2 separate regions of the Homo sapiens genome follow, and region 1 is linked to region 2. The links are chromatin loops, found by intact Hi-C in ENCODE. Cell type or tissue: breast epithelium. All regions are shown on one strand. Links, peaks and the distances in the headings refer to the core of each region. The heading gives the core; the rest is flanking DNA.

The links. Peaks named below come from ENCODE experiments on the same cell type or tissue, not always from the same donor. Only the 100,000 strongest peaks of a DNase experiment are listed, where the experiment ranks them.
Region 1: it touches region 2 in a loop (13-fold over the local background); 66 of 110 quality-filtered maps call a loop at or near these places.

What each region holds. Positions count from the first base shown.
Region 1 is chr1:56,712,114-56,721,489 of GRCh38, forward strand. It overlaps PRKAA2 (protein kinase AMP-activated catalytic subunit alpha 2), which reads left to right. Exons shown (of 9, transcript NM_006252.4): 9 at 1-3,222. FYB2 (FYN binding protein 2) reads right to left here. Exons shown (of 20, transcript NM_001004303.5): 18 at 8,060-8,216; 19 at 7,909-7,942; 20 at 6,676-7,579. The coding sequence ends at 7,558. Among named protein-coding and RNA genes, the nearest start is that of PRKAA2, 71 kb to the left of the region's middle. In breast epithelium, for the core only: no CTCF peak of the experiment used is centred there; no DNase peak of the experiment used is centred there.
Region 2 is chr1:55,269,760-55,280,032 of GRCh38, forward strand. No RefSeq gene overlaps it. Among named protein-coding and RNA genes, the nearest start is that of MIR4422, 49 kb to the left of the region's middle. RefSeq lists a silencer at 7,885-8,034. In breast epithelium, for the core only: a CTCF peak has its summit at 7,986 (motif pointing left); DNase peaks (open chromatin) are centred at 5,552 and 7,942; H3K4me3 peaks cover 386 bases; H3K27ac peaks cover 1,281 bases.

The sequences.
Region 1 (9,376 bases), core at 1,377-9,376, 1.4 Mb after region 2:
ACGATAACTTTGAGAGGTAACCAGAGAAAGCATTTTTGCCATTTCCAGATGAGGAAGCAGGACCAGAAAGCTCTTCATAAAGCTTTAACACCATACAAGTATCCAGCAGTGATCAATTGCTCTTTATAGGAAACCACCTTTCCTCTGGGGAAGAACAGTCTGAATTAATAAAACATCAGAGTGGTTGAGTAGTAAAAATAAACACAGATGTATTGCTTTCAAGTCTTAGAGTGACATAAAGTAGTCTTAAATAAATAGTTCTTAGTTTATTTTAAGCAGTTGATTGTACTAACGAGATGTAATTATCTGAAGTATTTATGATTAGCATATTGGTTTTTATAAGTATTTCTGAGTTATTGAGGGTGCTTAAAAATGCTGAAGAAACTTTAAAACATGATTCTTCTTATAATTTTATGTGATTCTTATAGCACAATCATTTTTGAAAAAGGAAAACTAGGCTGGGTGTAGTGGCTCATGCCTATAATCCCAGCACTTTGGGAGGCCAAAGTGGGTGGATCACCCGAGTTCAGGAGTTCGAGACCAGTCTGGCCAACATGGTGAAACCTCGTCTCTACTAAAAATACCAAAATTATCCGGTGTGGTGACAGGCTGCTTGTAATCCCAGCTACTCGGGAGGCTGAGGCACGGGAATCTCTTGAACCTGGGAGGCAGAGATTGCAATAAGCCAAGATCATGCCACTGCATGCCAGCCTGGGTGACAGCACAAGACTGTCTCAAAAAAAAACAAAAAAAGGAAAAAGAAAACTAGCCCCAGTCCCTGTCTAAATTGTTATAGTTTTTGACTATTATCTGAATTAGTCTTATCCAAATTTCATATGCAGATTGATTTTTCATTTTGTATGTATATTACATGATATAACTATTTTCATAGAATATATTTCTAATTTACAAACACTGAATTATTAGCTTGATAGAGTTTCTCCCAAACCTTATAAAACTTTGAAATGTACTTATGTTTGAGCTTTAAAAATTATAAAAACTTCATTTAAACAAGTTGCTGGCATCATTACTAGCCTTTCCACCTATAATTATGATGCATTTGATGCCACTGAACAGTAATAGCACAAAGAACAGGTCACACAGTCTAGACTGGATTGAGTTTTAATTAAACTTCTTCATCCATAGCCTGATAAGAATCAGGCTGGGTCTAGAAGAGTTATCAGACTGTAGGCCTGTATTAATTTTGCAAGCTAATGTTAATGTTTACTGCCAGCCTTGCATAGCAATGCCAGTTTGCAGTTGTGACTATGATGTGACTTTTGGTAAAAATGGTTTATATCTAAAGTAGTTTAGATTTTATGGAAGTGGCTCTTGATTGTTTGGACAAGCAGGGTAGGTAAATTTCAATTACGTTTGAAGTGTAATTAAATCCTAGAATAGAGCACTCTCCAGAAAAAAAAATGAAAAAAGAATTTGGAGAATATCCTGGCATGAAAACTTTTTTGAATAATACGTAGAATTTTGACAAGGTTCATACAGTGCATACAGTGTGACCTTTTCTGAGGTGGGCAGGGAGGGTTGCTACGTTGTGTTGATTTAAAATTTCAAGGAGGAACAAAAACATTCTAGCCAAGGAGAATTGCATTGTTATTTTTTTTTCTACTAATTTAAACGTGCATTTTTCACAGTTACACATTTAAGTTTTGCTACCAAAAATGGCCATTTTTCTAGACAGATAACATTTTCCTAAAGTGGAAGAGAGATCCACTGTTCTAAAAAAAAAAAAAAAAAAAAACACTAAATTGTGCCTTCTCCCTTAAATTATAAGAAGAGTAATAGTAAAAACTTGTTTAAACTATATTTTCTTTTTTTCTAATCCCTCTCAGTTCTCCTTAGATCTGCCTCCTACAAATGATCATGTTGTTTGCATCTGCCTGATTGAGTTCCCTTGGTCAAACCTCTCCCTATCACTATCAGAAGTTGTTCACTAAATGTATTTTCCTATTTCTTTCATGTTGATTGACTTTATAAGTCACCTTGGTAAACATAACATTTGGCTACCTTCTCATGCTTTATAAATGAATTTGATGAATGGCAGTTTTTATATTTTAACCCTTTAAAAAGTTTGTCAAGGAAACAACTCAGAGCTAAGAACAAAATCTAACTTGGAATCAGTTTCTTCCTTTGGCTGCTGAAGCAGCAGCAAGTCACGTAACCTCATTTAGTTTTTTGATTTACAAAATGTGGATAATAACCTACCTCACAGATGTGTGTGAGCAACTGTTTGAAAGCCCTTGTTTAAATACAGGGTTTATATCCCCACATTCAATGTAAATTCCTTTTTTTAAAAAAAATAAGTATCTTTGATACTGATAGGATGAGTATCTTGATTTTTAGGTAAGATCACAGTTTCACAAATTGTGGTGTTGTTAGGTGACATTTAATATTTCTTGAGACCTCAAGTATTCAAATATCAAACTTGTCCTGTGTTGTAACAAATATTCAGAATCTCTTAAAATGTTGGCTGAAGCTGCCTTAATGTACCAAAATACAGCTCTCAAGACTGTTCACAAATATCTGTGGTTGTACAATGTTTTGAACATTTAATGTAAAGTTGTTGTAGAACTGTGAACTCTAAGGATAGTATCTTTATTGTTTTAGGAAGAATGGTTGTGTTCTTTGTCATGTATGCTTAAATATACAGTGGATTTTGAATGCAACAAATAAAACTGAAAACAGCCATTTGGTTGTGTCATGACAATCATAATATAGGATATAATATTTACTTTTTTTCAAAAACATCCTGCATTCATTCATTCTTAGCATACCTTTGAAAAAGAAAAAAAAATCCATAGGTTGATACATTGACCCATTGAAGTACTTCATTACGTATTTATTGAAAATTTTTTTTAATTGTTGAAATTGGGACCACTTTTTATAATTGGTTTCAAGAAAAAAAAATGAACAGACTTCCAGTGCTTTTCTGTTCAAATAAACTCCGATTCAAATTTCAGTTTTGTTTGTTATATACTTTTTGTGAGTGTTAAATGATATGGGAAGGATTTGTCTTTCATTAACCATATGGAAAAGATGTCTTCCTGAATTACATAGCATTTCATAGTTACAGATTCTTCCTAATTAATGTTTGCACCATATGAAACTCATAGGTAACAAACACAAAGGAGAAAAGCAGCCTGTCTGATTGCTTATAAGCTTTTTTCACAAAATCAAATTAAAAGTCTCTGATTCATTTGAAAGCTATTTTTGTTTCTGCTCCATCATTATGCTGGTATTCTGCACACCAACTAATAGTTACAGGAAAGTTGTTAGTGGAAAAGATTGCCTATACTCATTGGTGATTTCACACCATCTTTTTTCATTTTTGTCATCTTAGTTGTACATTATAGTTTTTAACTTGAGTTATTGCATTGGTTTTCTACTGTTGCTGTAACAAATTACTACAAACTTAACGACTTAAAATACAAATTATTTTATTGTTCTATATGTTAGAAACCCAGCAGGCTTAGCTGGTTTTTCTGCCTCAAGTCACACAAGCTGAAAACCAAAGCATTGATAGGGCTGGGCTGTGGAGGAGAATCTGTTTCCAGTTGCATTGAGTTGTTGGCAGAATTTCATTCCATGGTGCTGTAGGATTGAGGTCCCTGTTGCCTTTTTGGCTGTTGGCTAGGAATCATTTAAAGCTTCTAGAGGCCATCATCCCTTGGCCCTTGGCTCCCTTCATCTTCAAAACCAGCAACAAGTGGCTTATGGGTTGGATCTCTTCTTCCTTCTCTTCAACTACATGTTTCTGACTTGCTGAGACTGACTTTACTGCCTTCCTTTTCAAATTTTAAGGGCTTATGTGATTAAGTTGGGCCCACCTGGACTATGTGCTTTTTGAAAAGCATACTTTAGCCCTCATGAAAAAGAAAAATGCAAGCATATTAAAATCAGGATATACAGGTAAAGATTTCAATTTGCTTTTTCTAAACTTGAAGGAAAAGAATGGATTTGTTTTTATTAGTGAAAATATTTTTTATTTCCTAAATTGCATAGATAATAGATGCTTCCTGTAGGAAATTTGAAAAGTGAAGGAAATTTAAAGAATCAGAAAAATCTCACCCATAATAAGAGGCAGCCACTTCTTAGTTTTGTTATTGTATGTTCATATTTTTCCTCTTCCATTTCTTCCCCCTAGAATATACCTTTTAAAAGTTTTGAAGATTTGCAGGAGAGGGCCTGGTCAAGAAGGTTGCTATGACATCTTAGAAGAGTGAGTATATCACAGAGAAACTCAGAAGCGGGAAGGGAGGTCTTGGGACATCTTAAGGTTGCTGGAGGGCCTGGCCTATATGTCAGTGAGTTTATGAGTAGGCCAGTGTTAAGCCTCTGTTACAGTAAAGTGCTTTAGTATGCTGCCTTTTATCTGATGATGCCATTATCTTTACTATATTTTTATACAAAATTGAAAATAAAAGGTAAACTTAGTCTTTCCATTGAAGCTTTATGCTCAATTAGGGTTTCTAGGAGACAGATGACATCTGCTTAGAATATTACTGAAGTCTTAGTTATGGTGTTTACATTTTGAAACCTTGCAGATTAATAATGTGAAAAATATAGTTTTGATGCTTTGATTCCAAGAATGGAGGAAATGTGACTGATATTAGTGAAATAGAAACATAACTGCATTAAGTATGGATAGAAAGGATAGAAAAACAATCATTTTTTTCTAAAAACCTATACCATATCAATAAATAATAGTTAGGTACTAGTTTATATTAGACAAAATAGTTTATACTTTAGTATACCATATTTAATAGGCTTTTAACCCTGAACATTTTTCTGTCTATGCAAAAAAATTACTTAACAGCCATTCTTTCAAGTCTTACAATTTGAATTTTAAAAATGTATTTTTGTTTTCAGCATCTTCCAACTTCAGAAAAAGCCAGGTACAAAAATGACACCACTTATACAGTAGTGTGTATTCAGGATTTTAGACTACTTTTATATTATTACATTATAGCATAACAACTACCCTGTGAAGTAGACGAGATGAGAGTTATTAGCTCTGTTTTTTTTTTTTTTAATTATTATTTATCTTTTTTTTAGACGGAATCTCGCTCTGTCACCCAGTCTGGAGTGCAGTGGCGTGATTTCAACTCACTGCAACCTCCGTCTCCCAGGTTCAAGCGATTCTCCTGTCTCAGCCTCCTGAGTAGCTGGAATTACAGGCGTGCACCAGCACACCCAGATAATTTTTGTATTTTTAGTAGAGACAGGGTTTCATCATATCGGCCAGGGTGGTATCGAACTCCTGACCTCAAGTGATCCACCCACCTCAGCCTCCCAAAGTACTGGGATTACAGGCGTGAGCCACTGCGCCCAGCCTAGCCCTGTTTTAATAATAAGGAAATTGAGATGCAAAGAGCTGAGTCAAATTAGAACAAGGGGCCATGTAATGAGGCAGAAAGTGCAGGGGACAAACCTATCTGAATTCAAATTTAGTCCCACTGTCACTCCAAGATTTAAAAGGCTTAATGGCTTGGTGAAGTGGCAAGAGTGATGTATGGTATATGATTCTCTGTTGGACAGGATTACTGCATGAAAGATTTCTGCTCAACATAGTCATATACTCTTCTTGCCCACAGACCATACTTAGCCTTGTCTTCTACAGTGCCTACAATTATTGTCCTGGAGAGCAGGAGAGGGCTGCAATTGCCTCTCACTGGGTAGTAGATTTAGTTCAGGGGGTCCAAACAGAGGAGTTTGGTCTCTAGTCTAAGCAGAAATAAATTTCCAATCTTTGGTACCAGCCTTAATTTCATCTCCCAGAAAGGAAGTCTCAAAGCCATTCCCTAATTCTCCTCCTCTCTCATCGCTACATCTAATTAGTCACCAAGACATTCTGTTTTACCTCTGTAATACCTCTAATGGGGCTCCTATACCATATATTTCTGTTGCTGCTGTCTTAAGCTGTAATGCCCTTTTGCCTAGAATATTGCAAAAACGATTACTCTCTCCTCTATTATCCATATTGGTGATTGCTTCCCATCCCCCAAATATTTGGCATTTTCTTCCTGTCCCCCAAATAATAACTGGCATTTTCTTCCTGCTTAACCCTTAAATGACTCCTTACTCTCTAAAGGAAAAGGTACAAGTGAAGTCTGTCACATTGTAGCCCCACCTTACCCCATGCCAAACAAACAGCTCTTGCCATTCCCCACCAGACAGACATTCTACACTCCATTTACTTTGAATTTCTTCATAATCAATCAATCACCAGACAGAGCATGGATCTTCCATCAATCATCTCTGTGCCTTGTCTAATAAATAAACATAACATATTTAAAGACGAAGCTTCAGTGTTACCTTCTCTGTAAAATATTTTTTAATCCTTTAGCTGTTCCATTCATATCTTGTTTAATTACGTTATTTGTAATAATCTCTACAGATCTCCTTCTCTAAACTCTGAACTTTTTGAATATCTTTGATTCCTGTCTTTTAGAATAAGTTTGGCCTTTATTGACAAATGTCATTTGGAACATGAAAAGGAAGATAAAAGAACCTAGAAGCTTAAAAAAAAAATGGCCTCAATATAAAGAACAAGGCCATGGAAACAAATTCCATCACACTTGTGAAGGCCAGAATAACCCTGCTTAAAGAACTGAGTGAAATTCTTCAGTTTTTCAGCGCTGAAAAAGCCACTTTCAAAAATTTTAAACTGTTAAATGCATATGTAGAATTTATTTCTCTTATTGACATGCAGTGCACCTCATTTAAAAAACAGAATAGATGTCAGCTTTTAAATTTTTATTTAATTCCATATAAATGAAAGTACATATGAATGCTATTATTTGAATAGTTATTTGGGCATAGACAAAATAATGACAATTGTTCTTATTTTGGACAAAAAGATGTTTTAAAGTAATACAGCATATATATTATTTTGTTAAATACATTTGGGCACTTCTTAAAATGATGGGTGAATTTAGGAATAAATTATTTTTCTGCAAACTATTCCCAAAAGAAACAAATGTGGAACAGTATTCATATGAGTTTATTTTTGTGATAAAGTAAAAGGACATTTATACTTTTTTAAAGACTGAGCCATAATTAAGATTATACCTTAAACTTGAGTATTTAAAAGACCTTGGTTACACTGTTTACTGTTCAGAATTAAATTATACCAAGTTTGAGTGCACAACATCTAGAAATTACAAATGCTCATATACTAATATTAGAAGCAAACTAACCATCTGCACAACTGACTAGGTGCCATAAGGCATGATTTCTAACTTTGGATATGGCTCATTAAATAAGTGCTCAAATGCTAACACATACTGTTTCACATTCTCTTGAACTGACAGTGAAGTAGATACTGAAATAGACATTGAAAGATAACCTTTTAGGAGTAAAACCAACATCTAAATGTTGAGGATTTGTTTTTATTTTTCTCTTTTAAGTTCAGAACGAAAGTTTCCACAGATTCCACCATCTCAAAATTTTGACATGTAAACTGAAACTGATGTAACGCAGGACTAGGATCTTAGGACTAGTTCTCCTTTGTGCAGTCCATAGCATTTGATCTTGATTTTTCTAAGGTGACCAACTTTGATGCCTGTGAAAAAATAAAAATATGCAAACATTTTAAAATATAGGACAATGAAACAGTTGAGTGGGAGATTTCTAGGGAATTTCTGATCTAGTTTAATATGTTTGTGTTCTTTTAAAATGTTTATAAAGCTGTGTAGAGAAGTTTGATAGCATACTCAGGAGAGACAGTAATAAAGTCTCTTCCAACATAATCCTTATAGAATAGGGCACTGCATGTCTAATTTTTAAAACTTATCCTGAATTTCAATAAATTCAGTAGTCTTCTCTTGAGACTAATGTATACAACAATGTATTAGGAACTCATGATTTAAAGTATAAAATCAAACAGCTTACTTGAAATCTAGATGTTCAATGAGCACATATCCATCTAATAGAAACAAAAGTCACCGTTAATTTGAAAGTTATAGAGAAAATGTTTTTTTAAAGCATTTTAAGATTTTTTAAAAAGAATGAAATATTATGAAAGATAAGCAAATAAACTTACATTTGCCTTTAGAATTACGACATATCACTAGATTTTGTTCGGTGGTATCAATGACTTCCAATTCTTCTCCAGGACTTATTGGCAAATCAAATATTCCATTTCTTGAATTATTGGAACAGGCCACTGCTGTATTGATGACAATAATCTCTTTGTCGTACTGAAATGAGAAATTACTAATCAGACCATTCTTGCATAGTTGTTATTTTTCATAACAAAATTAATGGAGGATATAATATAGTAACTTCAAAATTAACTCAAGATACTATTGACTAGTTAAATAACACATACAGGAAGAGAAAATAGGAAAGTATGCAGTTAAAGGAAAGTCGTTTAAGAAAATAATAGTAAAATGGTGCAATCTCACATTTGTTTGGTATGATTATACTTTCAAAGTGTTTTCACAACCATTATTATTATTTTTTCTCTCAAATCTTTTTTAAAATTATTCTTTTTAGGTATGGGGTACATGTGCAGGATGTGCAGGTTTGTTGCATAGGTAAATGTGTGCCATAGTGGTTTACTGCACCTGTCAACCCATCACCTAGGTATTAAGCCCAGCATGCATTAGCCATCCTTTCTAATACTCTCCCTCCCCGCACCCTATCCCCAGACAGACCCCAGTGTTTGCACAACCGTTATTTAATTGTACTAGAATGAGCCCTGCTGGATGAGGTTGTAACATAGGTATGAATTAAGCACCATAGATGGTAGTTAACTGTTCCATTACTAAAACCTCTGTGTAGTGCCTTAAAGCTTATAATATTCTTACATACCTATCATTTCTAGATGACACTCTTTCCATGCTTTTTCTCTGTGTGAGCTTATGTATTCTTATATATAGCTATACTACATGTTATTTCAAAGTAGTAGGAATTGACTGTATCCAGTTGGGGGCAATTCCCAGTCTCCTTTTGTATTCACAGGCAGGCAGGCATTTTGTTAGAAACTCCTGAGAAATTCAATTCCTGACCTTGGGTATCTTTTCCTGACAAACTGACCTATACATCTGCAGCACATCACTTTCTAATGCACTGAAATCTGTTGACCACAAATAAATAGTTCCAGAATACGCAGCTTAGATTACAGGTACCTACTTCTCCAAATTAGTGTGACCAAATATCTCCTTTTGCCCAGGGTATTGTCTGTTTATAACTAATGTATCTATCTATAACTATTTATTATTATGATTAAGAGTGCCTCCTTCCACTCTTAGAAGTGTCCTGTGTTTGGATCATATATTACAAGATCAACCTATACCAAATGAGATCAGAAATACAAGACAGATTTTTCCTTTACTTAAAGTAATCGCTTCCTTAC
Region 2 (10,273 bases), core at 2,274-10,273:
AGTGTTGGGATTACAGGTGTGAGCCACCAAAACCAGCCAGATTATTTAGACGTTATTTAGTGTGTTATTTAGTTTCTAAATGTTAAGAAATTTTCTCCTGATATTTCTGTTATTTTTTTCTAGTTTGAGTTTATTGTGGTTGGATAACACACTCTGTATGATTTTCAATTCTTTTAAATTTGTTGAGTTTTTTTTTTTATTGGCTTAGGATATGGTCTATCTTGATGTATGTTCCATGGGCTCCTGAAGATAATGTGTGTTCCGTTGCAGCTGTTGGGTGAAGCATTCTCTCTACATCATTCGGGTCCTGTTGGTTCATAGGGTTGTTGAGTTCTACATCCTTGCTGACTTTCTATCTAGTTGTTCTATCAATAGTTGAGAGAATGGTGTTAAAATCTCCAACTAAAATTGTGAATTTGTGTATTTCTTTTTTCAGTTCTATCAATTTTTACTTCACATATTTTGCAACTCTATTGTTTGGTACATATACATTTAGGATTGCAATGTTTTCTTGGTGGATTGGCTGTTTAATTATTATGTAACGCCCCTCTCTGTCTCCAGTAATTTTATTTTTTTTTCTGAAGTTCATGTTATCTGATATGAATATAGTTACATCTACTTTCTTTTGATTAATGTTTGCATGATGTTCCTTCCCCATCCTTTTACTTTTTATTTATTAATTTATTTTTCAAAAATTTTTTTGAGATAGGGTCATGCTCTGTTGCTCAGGCTGGAGTGCAGTCTCAACCCTCCAGGTTCAAGTGATCCACCCACCTTAGCCTCTCGAGTAGCTAGGATGACAGGTATGTGCCACCATGCACGGCTAATTTATTATTTTTTTAAATGTTTAGTAGAGATGAGGTCTTGCTATGTTGTCCAGGCAGGTCTTGAACTCCTGGTCTCAAGCAATCCTCCCACCTCAGCCTCCCAAAATGTTAGGATTACAGGCATGAGCCACTATGCCTGGCTTATCCTTTTACTTTTAATCTGTCATTTACTTTTGTTGTATTTGAAGTGAGTTTCTTACAGATAGCATGGACTTGGCTCGCGTTTTAAAATCCCCTATACCAATCTCTTTCCTTTTGATACAAACTCTTGCACTGTCACCCAGACTGGAGTGCAGTGGCAGAATCTAGACTCGTGGCAACCTCTGCCACCTGGGTTCAAGCAATTCTCATGCCTCAGCCTCCAGAGTAGCTGGGACTACAGATGTGCGCCACCATGTCTGGCTAATTTTTGTATTTTTAGTAGAGACAGGATTTCCCAATGTTGGCCAGGCTGGTGTCAAACTTCTGGCCTTAAGTGATCTGCCCACCTCGGCCTCCCAAAGTGCTGGAATTACAGATGTGAGCCACTGCGTCTGGCCCAATCTCTATCTTTTAATTGAGTACGTAGACCATTTACATTACATGTAATTACTGAGATGGTAAGTCAGCCACTTTACGTTTTGTTTTCTGTATGTACTCTGTTTTTCATTTCTTTGTTTTCTTTTCACTGCCTTTGTTGCTGTGGATTATTTAAATTTATTTTTAGACTTCTATTTTGATTTATTTATAGTGTTTTTGATTACATCTCTTTGTGTAGCTGTTTAATGATCTCTCTAGGTATTATATTATATGTACGTAACTTATCACAGTTTACTGGCGTAATCATTTCACCAATTTGAATGAAGAGACTTTTTTTGAGATGGAGTCTTGTTCTGTAGCCCAGGCTGGAGTGCAGTGGCATGATTTCGGCTCACTGCAATCTCTGCCTCCCAGGTTCAAGTGATTCTCCTGCCTCAGCTTCCTGAGTATCTGGGATTACAGGCATATGCCACCACACACAGCTAATTTTTGCATTTTTAACAGAGACAGGGTTTCACCATGTTGGCCAGGCTGGTTTCGAACTCCTGGCCTCAGGTGATCTGCCTGTCTCAGCCTCCCAAAGTGCTGGGATTATTAGTGGCCTTAGAAAAGGGACCCCAGAGAGCTGCCTTGTCTCTTCCATCATGGGAGGAGACAGTGAGAAGGTGCTGTTCTATGAACCAGGAGGTGGGCCCTCACCAGACATTGAATCTGGATACTTTGATGTTGAACTTCCCAGACTCTAGAACGGTGAGAAATAACTTTCTGTTGTTTATACGTCACCTAGCTTATGGTATTTTGTTATAGCGGCCTGAACAGACTAAGTCCCTGAGGCTCTTCTTTCTTTCTTTTCTTTTCTTTTTTTGGCTGTTCTTTTTTTGTTGCTCAGATGGTATAATTTCTATTGTTCTATCTCTCAGTTTACAGTTTATTGATCCTTTCCTCTGTGTGGTTCATTATGCTCTTGAACCCATTGATTGATTTTTATAATTTTGGTCATTATATATTTTACAAAATTAATTTTATTTTTTAGAAAAGTTTAGACTCACAGTGGCTGGGCGTGGTGGCTCACGCCTGTAATCCCAGCACTTTGGGAGGCCGAGGCAGGCAGATCACCTGAGGTCAAGAGTTCAAGACTAGCCTGACCAACATAGAGAAACCCCATCTCTACTAAAAATACAAATTAGCCAGGCGTGGTGCTGAATGTCTGTAATCCCAGCTACTTGGGAGGCTGAGGCAGGAGAATCGCTTGAACCTGGAAGGCGGAGGTTGCCGTGAGCCGAGATTGTGCCATTGCACTCCAGCCTGGGCAACAAAGCGAAACTCTTGTCTCAAAAAAAGAGAAAAGAAAAGTTTAGACTCACAGCAAAACTGAGTAGAAAATGCAGAGAGTTACCATATATTCTCTATCCCCATGCATCCACAGCACTGCCCCCCCACCCCACGTTGGCATCCTGCACCAGAGTGGTATATCTGTTAGAATCAATGAACTTACATTGACACATCATTATCATTCAAAGTTCATAATATATATTAGTGTTTACTCTTGGTGTAGTTATCATAGTTTTCAGCTATAACATTTCCGTGTGGTTCTTCACATCTTACCTTTCTTTGGCGAGACTTTCTATTTGTTTGCTGAGACTATTTTTTCACTTGTTTCAATTGCTTATTAAAACATTTTTTATAACGACTACTTTAAATCTTCAGCAGAATATTCTAACATCTCTGTCATCTTGGTGATTTGGCATTTACTGATTATGTTTTTCATTCAATTTGAGATCTTTTGGTTCTTGGTAAAGTGAGTGGTTTTTAATGGAAATCTGACATTTTGGGTATTATGAGATTCTGGATCTTATTTAAACTTTTTGTTTTAGCTGGCTTCCTCTGATACTGGTCTGCTGAGAAATGAGTAATAAGAAAGTGCTGTCTTATTACTGCCAGGAGGGTAATAGAGGTCACAGTTCCCTACCCAGCCTCTGTTGGTACTCAAAGGGCAAGGGCCTCCTTGTTACTACTGCGCAGAGGTGGGAGTGCTGGCCATCCACTAGGCCTCCACTGATACCTCCCTGGCTGGGAAGGATTGGAAGGCCTTGTTAGTGCTCCACATGTGGCCTCACTGACACCGTGTGGGGAGGGGAGCCTTTACCTGTTGGGAGGTGGCGACTCTATTTCCATTGACTGTTCCAGCGGGGAGATGAAAGGACACCTCATCACTGCTGGGTGGGGTTGGAAATTCAGGCTCCATGTGGTCTTTACTGATACCCTCATGTCAAGGGTACTTGCTACCACCTGGCAGGGGTGAAAGTCCCAGCTCCTTACTTGGCCCTCTTTGATACCATCCCAGTAGGGGTTTGGGGTGTCCCTTTTCAGGTTGGCAAAGGTAGAAATCTAGACTCCCGGCTCCACCTTTGCTGGCACACTGGGGGTAGGGCCACAGGTTTGTGTGTGTGTGTGTGTGTGTGTGTGTGTGTGTGTGTGTGTATGTGTGTGTGTGTGTGTTTCCTGTGGTGTTTGGCTAGAGTACAGTGGTTTTTACTTTTTTTTTTTTTTACTTATTTTATGTTTTAGTACTCACATCTTACACAAAAGTGATTTTTATTCAAAGGCTTTCTGTCTTTTTAGGCTGCTGCTCTCCTGGTCCTTCGGCTGGACAGAGCAGACTTCTGTTGGGGCTTTTCTGGTCTGCATCCATTGATGTTTCCATGTCAAGGGCTTCTTTAGCTCCAAGTCTGGAATACATGACGCAAAAAGAAAACCCAGAGAACTCATGATTGTGTTGTTTCTTAGTTCCTGAGGTCCCCAGCTGGTCTGCCTTCTTCACTCCACCTTTCAGAGTCTTTTAAAGTTTGCTTTATGTATACAATGTCAAGGTTTTTATTTGTATTTAGGAGAAATAAGGAAACGTATGTTTTCTTCATCTTCCCTGAAGTGAATGTTGTCCATATATACTTTTATAAAGGTTAAAACACTGGCTCTGAGTAATCTGAAAAGGCTACAGACTTTATGATTTCAACTATATGGCATTCTAGAAAACACAAAACTATGGAAACAGTACAAAGATCAGTGGTTTCTAGAGGCTGGGGGGAAGGTGGGATGAATAGGTGGAGCACAGGGATTTTAGGCTGGGAAAACTATTCTGTATGATATGACAATGGTGGATACTTGCCATTATACACCTGTACAAACCCATAAAATGTACAATACAATGAGTGAACCCTAATGTAAACTACAGACTTTGGGTAATAATGATGTATTTATGTTGTTTCATCATTCTACCAAATGTAACCCTGGTGGGGGACCTTGGGGTGGGGGTGGGCTGTGTGTGTGGTGGGGAAGAGCATGGGGGAGCTCCGTATTTTCTGCTCAATTTTGCTATAAATCTAAAACTGCTCTCAAAAAATAAAGTCTGTTAATTAAAACAATTGGGTCTATATGATGGTAAAATGTGTGCTCTTGCCTCCAGCTCACGACTCTCAGTGTGCCTGCATTCAACTGCCCACTTCTCAACCCCTTGGGTCTTAATTCTGCGAAACCCTGGCCACTTTGCCTAAGCCCGAGACTGCCCTGGCCTTACTCAAGTTTGATCTGCTGTCCCTGCTACCTCCCTCTTCTCCATGCCTTAGAAGCTCCTGAACTTGGCACCAGACGGACTTGAGCGACAACCTCTCTAAGCCTCATTTTCCCCATCTGTATGAAAGAAAATGCCACCAGATTATTGCTTAAGGTTCAGGGTGGTGCCAGACCCAGCGTAGCCTCCTATTGCTCTGGGAGGCTGACTCTGGGAAGGTGGTCCTTTCAGATGCCCCGTACAAGAAGTAAGGAGAGGGGGTGAGGAAAAGAGAGTGGAGCAGGACGACCACCGGGGACCCGCACACAGCAGCTGGGCTGGCCAGCACCCTTCCTGCCACTGACACACCTCAAGACATGTTTGTTTTCTGGGTCCTCCTCAGGGTCAGAGTGGGAGCAGGGAGCACGTGGGGCGGTGGGGGACAGATGTTGTTTTTCAAGTGACAAGCGCGACTCTGTTTCCGATTCTCACAGGCAACCTGAATGCCCATCACATCAGGCAGGGAGAGCTGCCCAGATCTGACACTAACCCCTTGTGGAAGTGCCTGGCGGGTCCGCGGGGTGAGGGGGGACCTCCTACAGGGCAACGAAGGCGGAATGAATTTAGTGCCTGTGAATGAAGCGGGATTGGCAGCCTTTGAAACAAACTCTGTCTTTGTTCCTGACCGTACCTCCCAGACCAGGGCAGTGCCAGCTTTCTTCACTCCATCCTGCCCACATTCTTTGGCCCAACTCAGCTGTGAGGACAGGCACAGAGGCTCCCATGTTTTAAGCCCTAGAAGGAATCAGTTAATCTGTGTCTCGGAGACCCACAAGCAGCCTGCGGCCTGCACGGGTGGAGTCTTAGAGCTGAGTTGCCAAGATAGCAGCTTTCACACACTTGTGACTGTAGCCTACAGTGAGAAATAAATTTTGCACTATGACCCAGTGACACACACCCATCCACCCACACACACCCATTCATGTACACGCTCACACACAATCTAAACATTTAAAAAATGAAAGAAATAGACTAGACAGTATAAGAATGCGGTAAAGATACTGTTTTGTGAAATGTGTGTATGTGTGTAACTCTGTGTGTGTGTTGAGTCACGCATGATAGAAAGTGTATTTCTGACTGTGGATTGTGGTAAAAAAAAAAATCAAAAGAAATTTGTCTGGATCATTGTTTCTCCAACTATATAGTAAATCACCAGACTAGAGATTGACAAAACACTTTACCATATTAAAGTCCCCGAAAATTCCCACAGCAAAGAGAATCTGTTGAACTTTGCTGATACCCCTACTTCCCCCCCAAATGCTAATATTACTATGTCATGGAACTAATATTTCATAGAACACAGTCCTGGAAGGAATTTGAAAAATTCTCTGGAATTTCCACAGGAGTTTTTAGCCACAGGGTAAGAGGGAGTCTGTTTCAACAAGTGAAGAGTTACTAAATCTGTTATATTGTTGGTTGCCATGTAAGTTTTTTTTTTAAGTCCTCCTGCTAAAAAATGTTTGAAACCTACACGTCTCATCCAGCTCTGTCATGTTATGATGGGGGAAGTGACTGGGCCAAGGTTATCCAGTGAGGTCATGGAGAACTGAGACTCAATTTTGCTGAGTTCTCAACTGTAAACCCCTGACTCCACCTCCAGGATCAGATAAATGCCCTGATGGAGGGAGGTTAGGGGCAAGATAATGTATATGAAATATATATATGAAACTTCTTTGAACAGGCAGAAATTGTATAATAAATCTAAAGAACATATATCTTTTTTCTAAGCCTCAGAAAGGAGATTCTGTAGTTCCAATCAGGAAGTTACCAACCCTATTGTATGGTAACTTAATGAAAACTTTTTCCTATTTTCCAATTCTAAAGAAAGTTGCTCATTGCTATATTAAAACAAATCCAAGAAGTAAGAATATTTAGGCATTACTCTTCTTCTAACTAAAGCCCTATTATTGTTTTCCCAGAAGAGACTTTGCCTATATTGCATTCAAACCAGCAAAAAAATGTCTATTCCTCATCCACAGAGGAATAGAAGTGAAAGTCGTTTTACACGCAATACTGTCTGTATCTAGCAATGCTCATTCAACTTTTGTTGAATGGACAAACGCTTGAACAGTGATTGCGTGTGTCACCGAAGCACTCTCTGTCCTTGGTCAGCCTGTTCAGTGCCTCAGGAGCAGATCTCTAGGGACTCTCAATGGCTGCCTTGCCTTTTGGCTTCTGGTTGAGTTTGGCCCAGGGAGCACTGGCAGGGACTCAGAGAGTGGGGAAGAGTGGGTTTGCGTATTAATTCCCCTGGCTGCTTCCCTCTACTGAAGATCACAGCTCCTGCCAGGTGGTGGGAAGCCACCCAGCCCGCCTTGTCCCTAGATTCCCATAACCACTCCCTTTGGCCTGGGGGTCACTGCCCCCACAGATACTGATTTAAGGTTTCTCTACATCCTGACTATACATTTGCAATTCCTTTGTTAACTCTCCCCAAGGTACCCCATTTGAGTAGGACCTTGACTGTTTGCTGGGGCCTTGACTTATACTCTGTTTTGTATTCATTTTCTCTTAATATTGCGTAATTTATTGCCTCCCCCTCTCCTGCCCCATTTAGTGTCTTGACACTTGCTAAGGTATAGAAGACTCATATTTCTCTCTTTTCTCTCCCTTTTGTTGAGAGGCAACCATGGAGATAGCAGGACTTCTTAACCCTGGGGTGCTTTAAAAAACTGAGGCCTGGGCCCCACCTGGAGATTCTGACTCACTGGGTCTGGGTGGGCCCCAGCATGTCTGTTAACAGCAACTCCCCAGGGAACAACTGATGAAGGGAGGGAGGCCTAGCTCTGCAATTTGTCTCTGTGAGACCATAGGCGAGTCCTTCTCCCTGGGCCTCCGTGCTCCACGTGTTGTGTGTGTGCGTGTGTGTGCGCCTGTGTGTGTGAGCATGTGTGTGTGAGATGATCTTCGCTCTCTGACTCTGGATCTTATATCGCAGTCCCTAATTCTGATCCCAGCGGCTGAGGCCAGGGTGAGAACTTGGGTTCTGACTGCATGCACCACTGCCCTCTTGTGGACATGCGCACAACTGTGACGGTGGCTGATGCGTTCTCCCGTCACCAATGTTAGGAATCAATAGTGCTTCAAGGGGTGATTTAGTCAAGCATAGCAAAGGCTGCGATTAATCACTCCCTGAAGATAGCCATCTCCTTTTTTTAACAGACTTTAGTGAAGACTTCATCCTGCGCATTCTTATTTTAAAAGTTGATTAATTTTTTTAGAATTAGCTTCCTATAGTAAGGGGATGGGGTGGAGTAATTGCTTTGTAGAATAACCATGATTAAAAATAAGGTGGAACATTCAGGAAAAAGTCAAAAAGACCATCAAGTAGTCCCTGGGAGAGAGCCGCATAGCAGAGTGGCTGGGAGTCCCAGGGATGAGGGAGCAAAGGTTCTGCAGCTGAGCTGCTCAGAATGTTTCCTCCCCTGCTCGCAGATACCCCTCCTGAACCTCTTCTAACCCACCACCCCTTGGAAATTTCCTCCTCTGGTGTCAGCCTCCTCTTGCCCCATCTTCTCTCAGTTCCTTTCTTCGAGCCCCTTCCTGGCCTCTGTGTTCTACCACACACATGCTCTTCTGTTTCCTTTTGTTCAACAGATTTCACTGGCCCATTCGCAGAAAAAATGGTAACAACCTGTTAGCTGTTTTCATCAATTTATGTGATGTATTGTGCATTAATTACTAGTATTCTCTATGTCATATTATTATTATTAGAGATGATGGAAGAGGAAGGGCATTGTATATTAATTATCAGTATATTTCATATATATATATGTATGTACGTGTATTTGTTTGAGACAAGGTCTTGCTTTGTTGCCCAACTGGAGTGCAGCAGCACTGCAGCCTTGAGCTCCTGGCCTTGAACTCCTGGCCTCAAGTGATCCTCCCACCTTGGACTCCCAAAGTGCTAGGATTACAGGCGTGAGTCACCATGCCCAACTAGGACTATATAATAATTATTTTGGGGGAAAGATATAAGAAAAAGGATAAATGTGTTTCTAAAATTGGATATAATTTTGAACATTTAAATTTACCTGAAACAGTTTTTGTGTCATATTTGTACAATTTTTTTTTTCTTTTGAGACAGATTTTCGCTCTTGTTGCCCAGGCTGGGGTGCAAATGGCGCAATCTCGGCTCACTGCAACCTCTGCCTCCCAGGTTCAAGCAATTCTCCTGCCTCAGCCTCCCAAGTAGCTGGGATTACAGGCACGGGCCACCATGCTGGCTAATTTTTTTGTATTTAGTAGAGATGGGGTTTCACCATGTTGGTCGGCTTGTCTATAACTCCTGACCTCAGGTGATCCACCCCGCCTCGGCCTCCCAAAGTGCTGGGATTATAGGCATGAGCCACTGCGCCCGGCCTTGTACAACTTTTAACAGTGATTTTGGGTTCCCCATGATCTCTCCTGCCGCCTCTGTGCTGCCATCATATGGGTTAATATGAATCCATTCAATAGTGTTTTTTCTTGAGCACCTACTCTGTGCCAAGCAGTGTTCTAGGTTCTGAGGATACAGAAGGGAACAAAATTATCTTTTCTCTCATAAAGCTCAGATTCTGATGAGAGGTGAATGTATACATGATCTGAGGGGATGGTTCTTAATTTATTTGCTTTAACAGTTCCTTCTGGAACTTTGGAAATAGGAACAAGCCACCGAGTACCCTTTTTTTTTCATCATCTCCAACATGTGATCTCTTTCTGATCAATTTCTGCAACTACTTTGCCATTTACTGGCAACTTTTTTTTTTTTTGAGGCAGTTTTGCTCTTTTGCACAGGCTGGCGTGCAGTGGTGTGATCTCAGCTCACTGCAACCTCCTCCTCTCCAGTTCAAGCAATTCTCCTGCCTCAGCTTCCTGAATAGCTGGGATTACAGGTGCGCCACAGTGCCCTGCTATTTTTTTTTTTTTTTGCATTTTTAGTAGAGATAGGGTTTTGTCATGTTGGTCTCGAACTCCTGACCTCAGGTGATCCGCCTGCCTCTGCCTCCCGAAGTGCTGGGATTACAGGCATGAGCCACTGTGCCTGGCCTGTTTGTTGGCAACTTCTGATGGCTGAGTTCAATTAACAATTCATAATTGGGTAACTTTTCTAGTAAAGCTGTACTTTGTTCTATTGCACTTTGTCAATGTTGCATTTTTTACATACTGAAGGTTTGTGGCAACCCTGCATCTAGCAAGTCTATTGGCACCATTTTCCCAACAGCAAGTGCTCACTTTGTGTGTCTGTGCCACATTTTGGTAATTCTTGCAAAATTTTAAACTTCTTTATTATCATTATATCTGTTATTATGATGATCTGTGATCAGTGATCTTTGATGTT